2 separate regions of the Mus musculus genome follow, and region 1 is linked to region 2. Evidence: chromatin loops called from intact Hi-C (ENCODE). Cell type or tissue: heart. All regions are shown on one strand. Each heading gives the region's core, and the rest is flanking DNA. Links, peaks and the distances in the headings are about the cores only. Region 1 holds the start of Fbxl12 (F-box and leucine-rich repeat protein 12). Region 2 holds the start of Zfp846 (zinc finger protein 846).

Region 1 (5,370 bases), core at 98-5,097, 63 kb after region 2:
TGTGATCCCAGCACTCAAGAGGAAAAGACCAAAAGGAGCAGAACCTTCTGCCATCCTTGGCTACACAGCCAGCTAGAAGCTAATTTTGGGATACATGAGACCCACCTCAAAACCAAAACAACAAAACTAGAAAACTGAAAAGCTATAAGCTTGCATTTATTAAATGCTGGAGACACACACTGGCCATACTGGCTAAGTTCTACAATACATCAGACATGAAACATGAAGGTACTTTTTTTTGTTTTTCCAGACAGGGTTTCTCTGTGTAGCCCTGGCTGTCCTGGAACTCACTCTGTAGACCAGGCTGGCCTCGAACTCAGAAATCTGCCTGCCTCTGCCTCCCAAGGGATGGGATTAAAGGCCTGCGCCACCACTGCCTGGCCTACAAGCATTATTTTTAATCCCCATATCTTAGATGAGAAACTGAGGTCTGAGCATTGAAGGGGAGGTAAAGGCTGGCACTAGGACAGGCAGAAAAATTCCAAGCACGAACTCACTTAAATACCAAACCAGCAGAGTATGGTGGTGCATACCCTTAGTCCCAGCACTGGAGAAGCAGAATTCCAGGTCAGCCAGGGCTACAGAGAAATTTTTCCTCGAGAAAACAAACAAACAAACAAACAAACAAAACCCAAACACTTCCTGGGCCTTCTCCTACAGCTGTAACTTCAGCACTCAGGAGGTTGTTGCAGGGGGTGGTTAGTTGGAAACCAGTACGTGACTCAGAGGTGTTCCTTCCTAGCATTCAAGAAACCTAAATTGCATTCCCAGTAGCACAGGAACCACACATGGGGCCCACGCTGCTAATCCCAATATTTAGAAGGTCGAGGTAGGTATCAAGCTCAGCCTCGGCTTCATAGGAAGCTGAAGTCAGCCTGGCCTAGAGGCCCTGTCTCAAAACAACCCCCTCAGCCCCCCAAGAAGCAACACCAACGAAAATCCAGAAAAATAAAAGCCTCAAGAAACTATCAAAAATAAATAAATAAAACAAACAGCAAACAAACACTAGAAAGCAAAATAAAGCAACCCCCACCCCCATGTCCCAGGGCAGGGGGTGGCTCTCCCCGCACCGCTCCCGGGTCCCGCATACCGTGTAGAGCGTCAGGTCGACGTGTCGCCATAGCCACCGGTCATCCACTAGCCTCTTCCAGCGGTGACAGACCCTGGAGGAGTGGACCGGCCGTTAGAACGACCCCGGCCCGCTAGGACCGGATCCGCATCTCCTGCCGAGCCCATGCCCGGCTCTTTCCCCCGAGGAGCGGGGCGGCACCTGGAGATGCGGATCCGGTCCCGGACAGGGAGGTAAGAGAAGATCTCCAAGAGCACCAAGTCTGGGAGGTCAAACAGAGTCGCCATGGTCCAGCTGTCGCACGCTTCCGTTTCCGGTGGCGGCGAGGCCGCGTTCCCTGGACAGCGCTGGGGTGGTCGGACTGGCCAAACCGGCGCGACTTTCAGAGGCCCGCCGAGAATCCCTACTTTTCTAGGAAAGTGCCCGAGGCCCCGGGACTGGACAGGCGCGGGCTGACGACCGTTTAGAGGTCAAGACTAGAGACTGACTAGGCCTGACTGGCTTGGCTAGCGGATGGAACTGGAAATAGGAAAACCTGGATGTGGCTTGGGAGAGGAGGGGGCACGAGGCGTGGCCAGGGCCAAGAGGAAGACGAACAGCAAACCCAGAAGGCTGGAGGTGACGAGTGCCTCGGGGGCGTGGCCATAAGGTGGAGCTAAGTATAAGCAGCAAACCCAAAAGGGGTCCGCAGACAACCCAGAAGGCGTGACTCTAGGAAAACCTGGATGTGGCTTGGTGGAGGAGGGGGCACGAGGCGTGGCCAGGGCCAAGAGGAAGGCTAACAGCAAATCCAGAAGGCTGAAGGTGAAGAATGCCTCGGGGGCGTGGCCATGAGGTGGAGCTAAGTATAAGCAGCAAACCCAAATGGGGTCAGCAGACAACCCAGAAGGCGTGACTCTGGCGAGGAGGGGGCTCAGGGCGTAGTCATAGCCGGGAGACGTGGCGAGCAGAGGCAGGTAGACCCCACGCAAGCTGGGATGAAGAAAGCAACACGCCTAGAAAGCGTGGCTCCGACGGGCGGGGAGTGGTCCTGAGGCGTGGCCAAGGGGCCCAGGGGCCAGGAGGCCCGGGGGCCCGGGGGCCCGGGGGCCTGGAGGCCAGTCAGAGGAAAAGCAGCAAACTCCCAAAGTGGGACTCTGGGAGAGAGGATAAAAGACAGAGACGAAGGGCAGCAGGCGTTGCAAACAAGGCCAAAGTACTAGCATTTGAAAAAGCGCCGCCGAGTGGAAGGGTGTGGCCAGCGGCAGAGGAGCTGATTGGAGGCCGTCCACAACAATGGGAAGGCGTGGCTTCAGTAGGAAGAGACAAGGGGCGCGTCTAGAGCTAAGCGACTAGTGGCGTGCGGAGGTTTGGCTTGTGCTGGAAAAGGCTTAGGGTTACTGCCAAGGCAGAGATCAGCCTGCGACCAGACCGTATGTATACCCAGGAGGCATGACTTGAGCAGGGAAAAGTTAACAGAGCAACAAACCCAGAAACCATGACTTGTGTGGGAAGGGGCTCAAGGACTAGGGATCCTAATTGCGCCTGAAGACTAAACTTGTAAAACCTAGCTTAGGCGGAACAAGGTCCGATATAGGGGATGGAATCAAGTTTGGAATGGCTGGGCGACAAAGGGACAGGCTGGGAGACTTATGACTGGAAGAATGGATAAGAGCAGCGACGGGGGCCCTAAAAGCATCGCTGGAGACAGAAACAAGAGCTAAACCAGGAACTGGGTGTGCAGCTCAGTGGGAGAGCCTTTGGCTGGTAAGCATGCTTAGCAGGCCCTAGGTTCGACCTCCAACACTAAAACAAATACCAAAACAAAACAAGAAAAACAAACCCCACCACTTTTCTTGTATGTATGCCAAGAGACTTAAAGCCTGAGAAGTTTTTTTTCGAGACGGAAACGAATCCGGTAAAGCCTGAGAAGTCTTTTCAGGACGGAAACGAGGCATTGGGGAGACTGGAACATATCTAAGCACTAAAGACACAGAACAGGACTTCATTCGAAACTGAAAGGTGTGACTGGGATGGGAGTGAGGGGCCAGCAGGACGGCCAAGCCAGGGAGGCGTGGCCACAGCCGCAATAGAAAGCAAGAATAATGCCTTTTGCTGCCTACGCATAAGGATTAAATTTTGTATAAGTCGTATTAGGTAAGCACAAGGCGCTGGGTAAGACTTTTCTTTTTCTTGAGTCAATATATGCTTACCTTGCTAAGAATCCTGTCTGCTAAGAAGAAATCGCTCAATAGAGGCAAAACTGGTTGAATTTAAGAAGGGATTCCTCTCCCACCAGCTCTCGCGATTCTTTAATCTGGAACAAGATTAAAGAATCAAAGCAAAAGCTCTTTCCCCGTATGCTATTTCCAACATCTTCGCAGGCAGGACACGGACACGCGGAGTGGTACGCAACATGCATGGCCTCTCAACCAGGATCCGACTTAGTTTTCATCAACTGCAGCCTGCACCCCTGGAGTCTCTGAAACGGTCACTACGACCAGGGGCGGGGAAGCAAGCACAGGGTTTGAGGCTGAGCTTTGAATGAAAGCAGAAAGCCACAGGCCCTGCATGACTCCATTTCGGCACACCTGCAGCCGGGATTCCGCGGTAGGAGGATTGTCTGGCTTGGGAGTAGTCGAGCACCCCGCCGCTGAGATCCTTTAGGTTTCTTCCATGATGAAGGAATCTCCAACACCAGTTCCAACGTCCGCTGTAAATCCATTCTTAGCAAGTCCCAGCTCATCCACACTGCGCAACAGAATCGCAAATCCTAGCCCGGAACCCGGAAGCACCTAAGGGCCGGTGGTTCCGTTATATCACTTCCGCTTCCTGTTTGCAGGCTTAACTCCGGCCGGGGTTCCTCGCTCGAGCTACGAGTTGTGTCGTCGATAGGTTCGAGGATATTGGAGGTGAGAAGGCTAAAATGAGAGGCCCGAGATCACGGGAAGCTGCCAAGACTTGGGAACCTAGGGGTTGCGGGAGGCAAAGCCGGGTGAGTCTGGGGCCCGGACTGCCGCAGTTAAGGGGCGGAGTCGCGACTGTCTGTAGTCCGGGCAATTGAAACTGTAGACTGGGGCTGCAGGGGATTGCATCTGGTGTTAGGGGAACTGTGACCAGAGAGCTCAACCTAGGAAGGGGCTTTAGGAACCTGGGCGACCCCGAAAGGCCTGACTCTGTTGCTTTTCATCCCTCCCTCCACCTGGTGTAGCTCCAGCCACAATGATTGAGGTGGTTTGCAACGACCGTCTCGGAAAGAAAGTCCGCGTTAAGTGCAAGTATCCACCGAGGGGTGACTGGCAGTGGCTCTGGGGCAGATGGTGGTGTTGGATGGTTTCAGTTAAATGACGCTTATGGGGAGGCCTGATTACGTCTTCCTCGGTCTACCTCTTCCTTTCATTTACCTTAACTCCTTCGTGCCCAGCACCGATGACACCATCGGCGACTTGAAGAAACTGATAGCTGCTCAAACTGGCACCCGCTGGAACAAGATCGTTCTTAAAAAGTGGTAAGTAAGTGCAGTATTAGGCTAGAAGGTTTCGGTTGGGGTGAGCACCTCAGGCAACCCCGAAGAGTACGCAGCTTGTTTTCAGAACAAAAGACACCCCACCCCTTATCAGCTTCTCTCTGAATCCCTTAGGTACACGATTTTTAAGGACCACGTGTCTCTGGGAGATTGTATCCTTTTCCTGAAGTTCATGAAAGAAGCCATGTATTTATTTATTTATTTATTTATTTATTTATTTATTGGTTTTTCGAGACAGGCTTTCTCTGTATAGCCCTGGCTGTCCTGGAACTCACTTTGTAGACCAGGCTGGCCTAGAACTCAGAAATCTGCCTGCCTCTGCCTCCCAAGTGCTGGGATTAAAGGCGTGCGCCACCACGCCCGGCAAGAAGCCATGTATTTATCTCGAGTTCTGGTTCTATACTGAAACCTGTACAGAAATTAAGCAAGAGGAATATTTAACTTAGAATGTACCCTGTTGTGACTACTGAGAAAATGGAAACTGTGGAATTATTTTGTTGGTGAACAGGGTGGTTGGTGAAATAGTTTAACTTGGCTTGGAAGGATTTTGATATTCAAGTTCAAAATATTAATTACTTAACGCCAACCTGACTGTTGGACAGAAGGTGAAGGTGGCATATGACTGTAGTTGAGGACAATATATATATATTTTTTTAATTTGAGGAGGGAGGGTCTGGATCTTTTGTCTGCAGTTATGTGTGCACCACATGCATGCCTGCTGCTGACAGAGACCAGGAGAAAGCTTCCAATTCCCTGGAGCCACCACGTGAGTCCTGGGACATAAAGCCAGGTCTCT
Region 2 (5,370 bases), core at 238-5,237:
TGTCTTTGGTAACTTTGTTAAGTTTTAACCAGTTGAAAAACCAAGTTGTAACAAAAACTAAGGTAAAGACTAATTGCACAAATTTTTATTCTCATATCTCCTTATAAAATCCAATTTTAATATGTTCACCTGTAATCGCAATCCTTATGATAAAACAAACTACTTAACATAAAATATCTTAAGTTACTTTACATCATAAAGAATAGCTTATAAAGAAATTCAAGGAAATGAAGTTCCCAGTTTCTTCTTGGACTGTAGCTTAAAGTTTACTTTGGTATTAAAAGAGGTTCAATTCAAAACTGTGTGGATAAATTACCTTAATTTATAAAATTCTAATCTTAAAAATTACCCATTTAGCCGGGCAGTGGTGGCACACGCCTTTAATCCCAGCACTTGGGAGGCAGAGGCAGGCAGATTTCTGAGTTCAAGGCTAGCCCGGTCTACAGAGTGAGTTCCAGGACAGCCAGGGCTACACAGAGAAACCCTGTCTTGAAAAACCAAAAAACAAAATAAGAAAAAAATTACCCATTTGTAATAAACTATTAAAACAAAGGCAATTAAAACATAAAAGTTAATGATTATTATTTATAATTCAATTGTCTTTAATATACCCAGAATTATGTTTGTAGTCATGTTAAATACAAATATAATGTATTTACACAGAGCAGATTGGAGGGTGAGGCAAAAGGGGGGAACGGTTATCCAGTTTTCCCTTGTGACCAATATATGAAGTCTCTGTAAACTTCAAGTCTTCAAATCTTGGATGAGCATAACTAACCTATGCTGAAAAGCATTGGAAAGAAACAGGAGATTCATTTAAAGATAGTCTGAAAGCTCCTGTATGGTGTGGTGCCCAACTGAGTGAGCGGCCTAGCAGGCACTCAGGCCCATGGGGAGGGAGGTGGGTTTTGCTTGTGTTGTTTCAGATTCAGATCAACTGAAGTGAATCCCTCAGCAGCATATGATCCCCCAGTGTGAAACAATGGGAATCTCAACATCAGGATGGGTTTGAAATATCCTTCAGGAAAATGAAGCTCACCAGTCGAAAAGAAGCAGCAATTCAACAGACTCACCAAACCCAATCAAAAACCCTCCTTGGGACAGATTAAGAATTTGTGCAGAATGAACCTTGGAGCAAAATCATCAGGCTATAACTCCTGGTTGAAATGGTATAAAAAGTCTTCCAGTTTAAAAATAAAAGTCTAGGGACAGATGGATTTATAGCCAAATTCTATCAATCTTTCAAATCCACAGTCGAATTTTTTGACTGCTATAGCCAGTACTTTTACATTGTTAAAAGAAAAAAGGAGGGAGGGAAGGAAAGACGGAGGGAGGGAAGGAGAGAGAGAGAGAGAGAGAGGAGCACCCCCAAACTTATTCTATGAAACCAGTATCACTCTAATATCAAAACCAGATAAAGACAACAACAAAAAGACTCAGCTACAGAACATAGATCCCAAAAATGCTCTTTAAAATTCTATTGCAAATAGAATACAAACATACATTTAAAAGATTACGAAAGGATCTAGAGAGATTGCTCAACAACTATGAGCATTTGCTGCTCTTGTAGCGGACCCAGGTTCAATTCCCAGCACATGCTGATTCACAGCCATCTGTAAGTCCAGTTCCAGGGTATCTGATGCCCTCTCTGACCTCCATGTCCACAAAGCATACACGTGGTGCACAGACATATATGCCGGCAAAACACATATAAAATAAAATGAATAAATCTAATAAAAACTCTAAAAAACATTTTTAAAAAGAGTATACATCTGAGTAAATTGGCTTTATCCCTGAAATGCAGGGATGATCTAAAAAACACGTCAATAAAGGTAATAAGTCACATAAATGGACTAACAGACAAAAACCACATGATCATCTCAATAGCTGCAAAAGACGCCTTTGACAAAGGCCTTTGAAAAAACAGTCTTGAGTACCCTTGGAGCCATTTCTTGCCCTGTGTGTGACCTAACATCTTTGTGACTATTAGGTCTATAATACAGCAGTAGTCTCTGCTAAACAAAAGGCTACAATTGCATCTGATGCCTATAGCAGAGATTTTCTTTTTCTGCAACAGACCTACTTGAGTTTCTACCAACACATCTGGAGTGTTGTGCTTATAGTGTGGTATCCACCAGAAAAGACTGCTCAGACATGAGTTTAAGCCAGTAAAAAGTCTTTATTAGCCAGGTCTTTATTACACTGGATGTTCCGGATCCCAGTGCAGCACTGAGCCTTTCTCAGGGTGAGCTTTTAAACACAAAAACCATATCCTGGCGACATGTTTCAGTTAACGAGAACATATAGCCAGAAGGAGAACTACAGAAGCCAAACAGCAAGGTTTGTACATTTAAAGACTTTCCCAGAACTACAGACTTAGATGGATTAGGTCTTTGTTTTCATTTTGGCTAGTGGTTCTGTCTACATGCTGAGTTTTGTGGCTGAGTTTTCTACCATGAAGTCAATTGTGTTAAGGTCTGGGAACATGTCATATGCTTTAGTATTTTCTTTGTTACTGCAATAACCTCATGAAACAGCATATTTGCATATGGAACTTGAAGTGCTAATCTGTATTCCTGCGCCAAAGTCACTTATTTTGGCTCGAGAATATTCTCTCTCTCTCTCTCTCTCTCTCTCTCTCTCTCTCTCTCTCTCTCAGTCTCTCTCTCTCTCTCTCTCTGTGTGTGTGTGTGTGTGTGTGTGTGTGTGTGTGTGTGTGTGTGTGTGTGTGAGACATAGTCTCAATTTTCAGACTAGCCTTGAACGCAGAAATCTGCCTGCCTCTGCCTCCTGAATGCTGGGACTAAAGGCACAGCGGCACCAAGCCTAGGCTAAGACTAAAACAAGAATGGGGAGGGAGGAAGAGGGGAGGAAAGGAGGGAAGAATGGGAGAGAGGGAGGAAGGGAAGAATGGGAGGGAAGAAGGAAAGAAAAGAGATGGGGATTAGATTAGATAAGAATTAGATCAGGCTTGGTGGGCGACTGTGTGCTGCCATGTGGGTACTGGGAATCCAGCCTGGGTCCTTCTCCAGCTCCTAGAATTTTATCTCTATCCAAGGTGGCTGGGACCCAAATCTCCCGGGCTTCACGCCAGGACGGAAGCGGAAGTGACGCCTGCAAAGGCCCGACTCTTTTCTAGTGATGGCTGCGTCCTGTAGTTCTCAGTGTCTTCACCTCCGGTTCATCTTTACGTCTAGGAAGTCGCCGAGGCAAGGATGGGGGGTGACGGCGGCCGTGGAGGGTCAGTTTAAGGCGTGGCTGTGTGTGCAGCTCGCCGAGGGGCGGTCCCCGTAGGCCCGAAGCCTAGGACGGGCGGGTCTCACGGGCACCCCGCCTCCCTCTGGCGAATGCTCTCCAAGCTTCCATCTGCTCGCTCGCCCTCTGCAGAAGCCGCCTTCCAGATTCCTCTTCCAGCACAGAAGCCCGCCACGGGCCATCTCTCTGCAGCCGCCGCCTCCACTGCACAGCCCAGCGATTGTGGAGCTCGGGTGAGCGCCCCAGGCTGTGATTTGTTCCTTGCAGAGTGTGGCTTTGTCTTTGGCATCGTCTGATTAATTCTGCCACATGACATTCGGGTAGAAAAAGTATTCGTAGGTATCTAGGACTAAACATTTCTATTTGGAGGTCAATCTTTATTATTTGGCTTTTCCAGAACTCGCTAGGTAGACCAGGCTGACCTAAACTCCTGGAGATCCGCCTGCCTCTGCTGGCATTAAAGGCTTTTGCCACCGCCTGCTAAATGTTTATTTCCTTAATCTTAACCTTTTTTCATTTTCCATGCCTTTCCTTCCTCACTCTCTCCATTTCCTTTCTCTTTCTTCACCTCTCCTCCTCTTGACTTTACTGCTAGTAGAACTGCTCATTCAGTGAGCTACTAACCCTTGCCCTGAACATTTTATACATAAAGTACAGATACTGTGTGATTATGGCTTTCTACTGGTGAGAATGGGAGTACCCTGTTCTCTTTATTTGAAGTTTCCAGGCCTGTACATCCCTATAGAGTTTAAAAAAAAAAAAAAAAAAAAAAAAAAGAAAAGAAAAAGAAAAAAGAAAGAAAGAAAAAGAAAAAAAAGTGGGAATTACCCTGGCTCAGCTCAGAGATCAGTTCCCATGGGTTGGTCTTACTTTCCACCATCTGGGCGCTGGAGATCAGGCTCTCTGGCTTGGCCTTTACTCGCTGGTTCATCTCCATGGCCTCTGTTTTTTGTTTGTTTGTTTTTTGTTTTTGTTTTTTTAGAGACAGTGTTTCTCTGTATAGCCCTGGCTGTCCTGGAACTCACTTTGTAGACCAGGCTGGCCTCAAACTCAGAAATCTGCCTGCCTCCGCCTCCGCCTCCGCCTCCGCCTCCGCCTCCGCCTCCGCCTCCGCCTCCGCCTCCGCCTCCGCCTCCGCCTCCCAAGTGCTGGGATTAAAAGCGTGCGTCACCACGCCCGGCTCCATGGCCTCTGTTTGTTCTCTGAAGTAGGGTCTCAGGTAGCCCAGGCTATCATACACCTTGCTATGTAATTGAGGCTGACTCTGAACTCCTAATTCCCCAGCCTTTACCTCCCAGGAGTTGGAATTTCTGGTGTCTAGCATCATGCCTGGTTCTATAGGTAACTTTTGAAGAGTCTCAAGTTCTTTAAGAAAGTCATGTTTTGCTATTTCTGAGTGAAATCAAACGTTATATTTAAAAATTAGTGTGTTCCCCTTCCCACTTACTCCCACATACTTAGAGTAGCTCCAAAGGAGAGGTTTGAAAGCTGCAGTAAGGATTGATAATAAGTAACATAGGCTTCGGGGCCACAGGGTCTAGAATTACTCAGTTCTACTTAGTAACTTTGTCCATGGTTATGCTGTGATGTTCTGGTCATGAGTGGCAGCTGTTTCTCGGAAGCAGGATAGTTATCTTAGTAAGAGGGCATAGTGCCTTGAGTGGGCTGTGTAGCTCAGCGGTTGTGGACTCATTGGCATTATGAGGCGCTCCAGTGGTAGAACACAAAAGGCTTCGGTTTGCTACAAAGTACCAAGAAGGCTAAGCCATTGCCTGGCTCTTGGATATCTTTGCATCTGCTGAGTGAGTCCAAGTGCTTGAAAACTTTGTATTATATGGTTTAAATTTTTTATTTACTGTTTCTGTATAGACATGTATGGTGGGTGTGGCTGTGGAGGTGGATCAGGTTCCTGGGTTTCTGTGACAGGCTCCCTTGCTTTCTGAGCTCCCTGCTACTGTAGTTGTAACTCTTTCTGGCCTGCGCTTGACTGTAGTGCAGTCGATGGCCCTGGAGATGGCTGTGTAGACTTGTTAATGCACATTCAAATCTTAAAAATGATGCACTCAAAATTCAAATATCTGTTCAGCGTGATGTCCCGTTTTGGTTGGCGTAACG

Evidence for each region. Peaks named below come from ENCODE experiments on the same cell type or tissue, not always from the same donor. Only the 100,000 strongest peaks of a DNase experiment are listed, where the experiment ranks them.
Region 1: a loop joins it to region 2, with 5 times the contacts of the local background. A loop is called at or near these places in 8 of 42 quality-filtered maps.

Annotation. Positions count from the first base shown.
Region 1 is chr9:20,640,934-20,646,303 of GRCm38, forward strand. Fbxl12 (F-box and leucine-rich repeat protein 12) reads right to left here and starts at 1,873. Exons shown (of 3, transcript NM_013911.3): 1 at 1,271-1,873; 2 at 1,091-1,163. The coding sequence starts at 1,356. Ubl5 (ubiquitin-like 5) reads left to right here and starts at 2,403. Exons shown (of 5, transcript NM_025401.4): 1 at 2,403-3,960; 2 at 4,260-4,326; 3 at 4,473-4,556; 4 at 4,689-4,726. The coding sequence starts at 4,271. In heart, for the core only: a CTCF peak has its summit at 2,385; DNase peaks (open chromatin) are centred at 1,298, 1,738, 2,348 and 3,958; H3K4me3 peaks cover 4,580 bases; H3K27ac peaks cover 4,288 bases.
Region 2 is chr9:20,578,191-20,583,560 of GRCm38, forward strand. Zfp846 (zinc finger protein 846) reads left to right here and starts at 3,138. Exons shown (of 6, transcript NM_172919.2): 1 at 3,138-3,488. It overlaps Gm51704 (a long non-coding RNA gene), which reads right to left. Exons shown (of 2, transcript XR_003948290.1): 2 at 2,160-5,370. In heart, for the core only: a CTCF peak has its summit at 3,339; a DNase peak (open chromatin) is centred at 3,211; H3K4me3 peaks cover 1,677 bases; H3K27ac peaks cover 1,155 bases; H3K27me3 peaks cover 1,433 bases.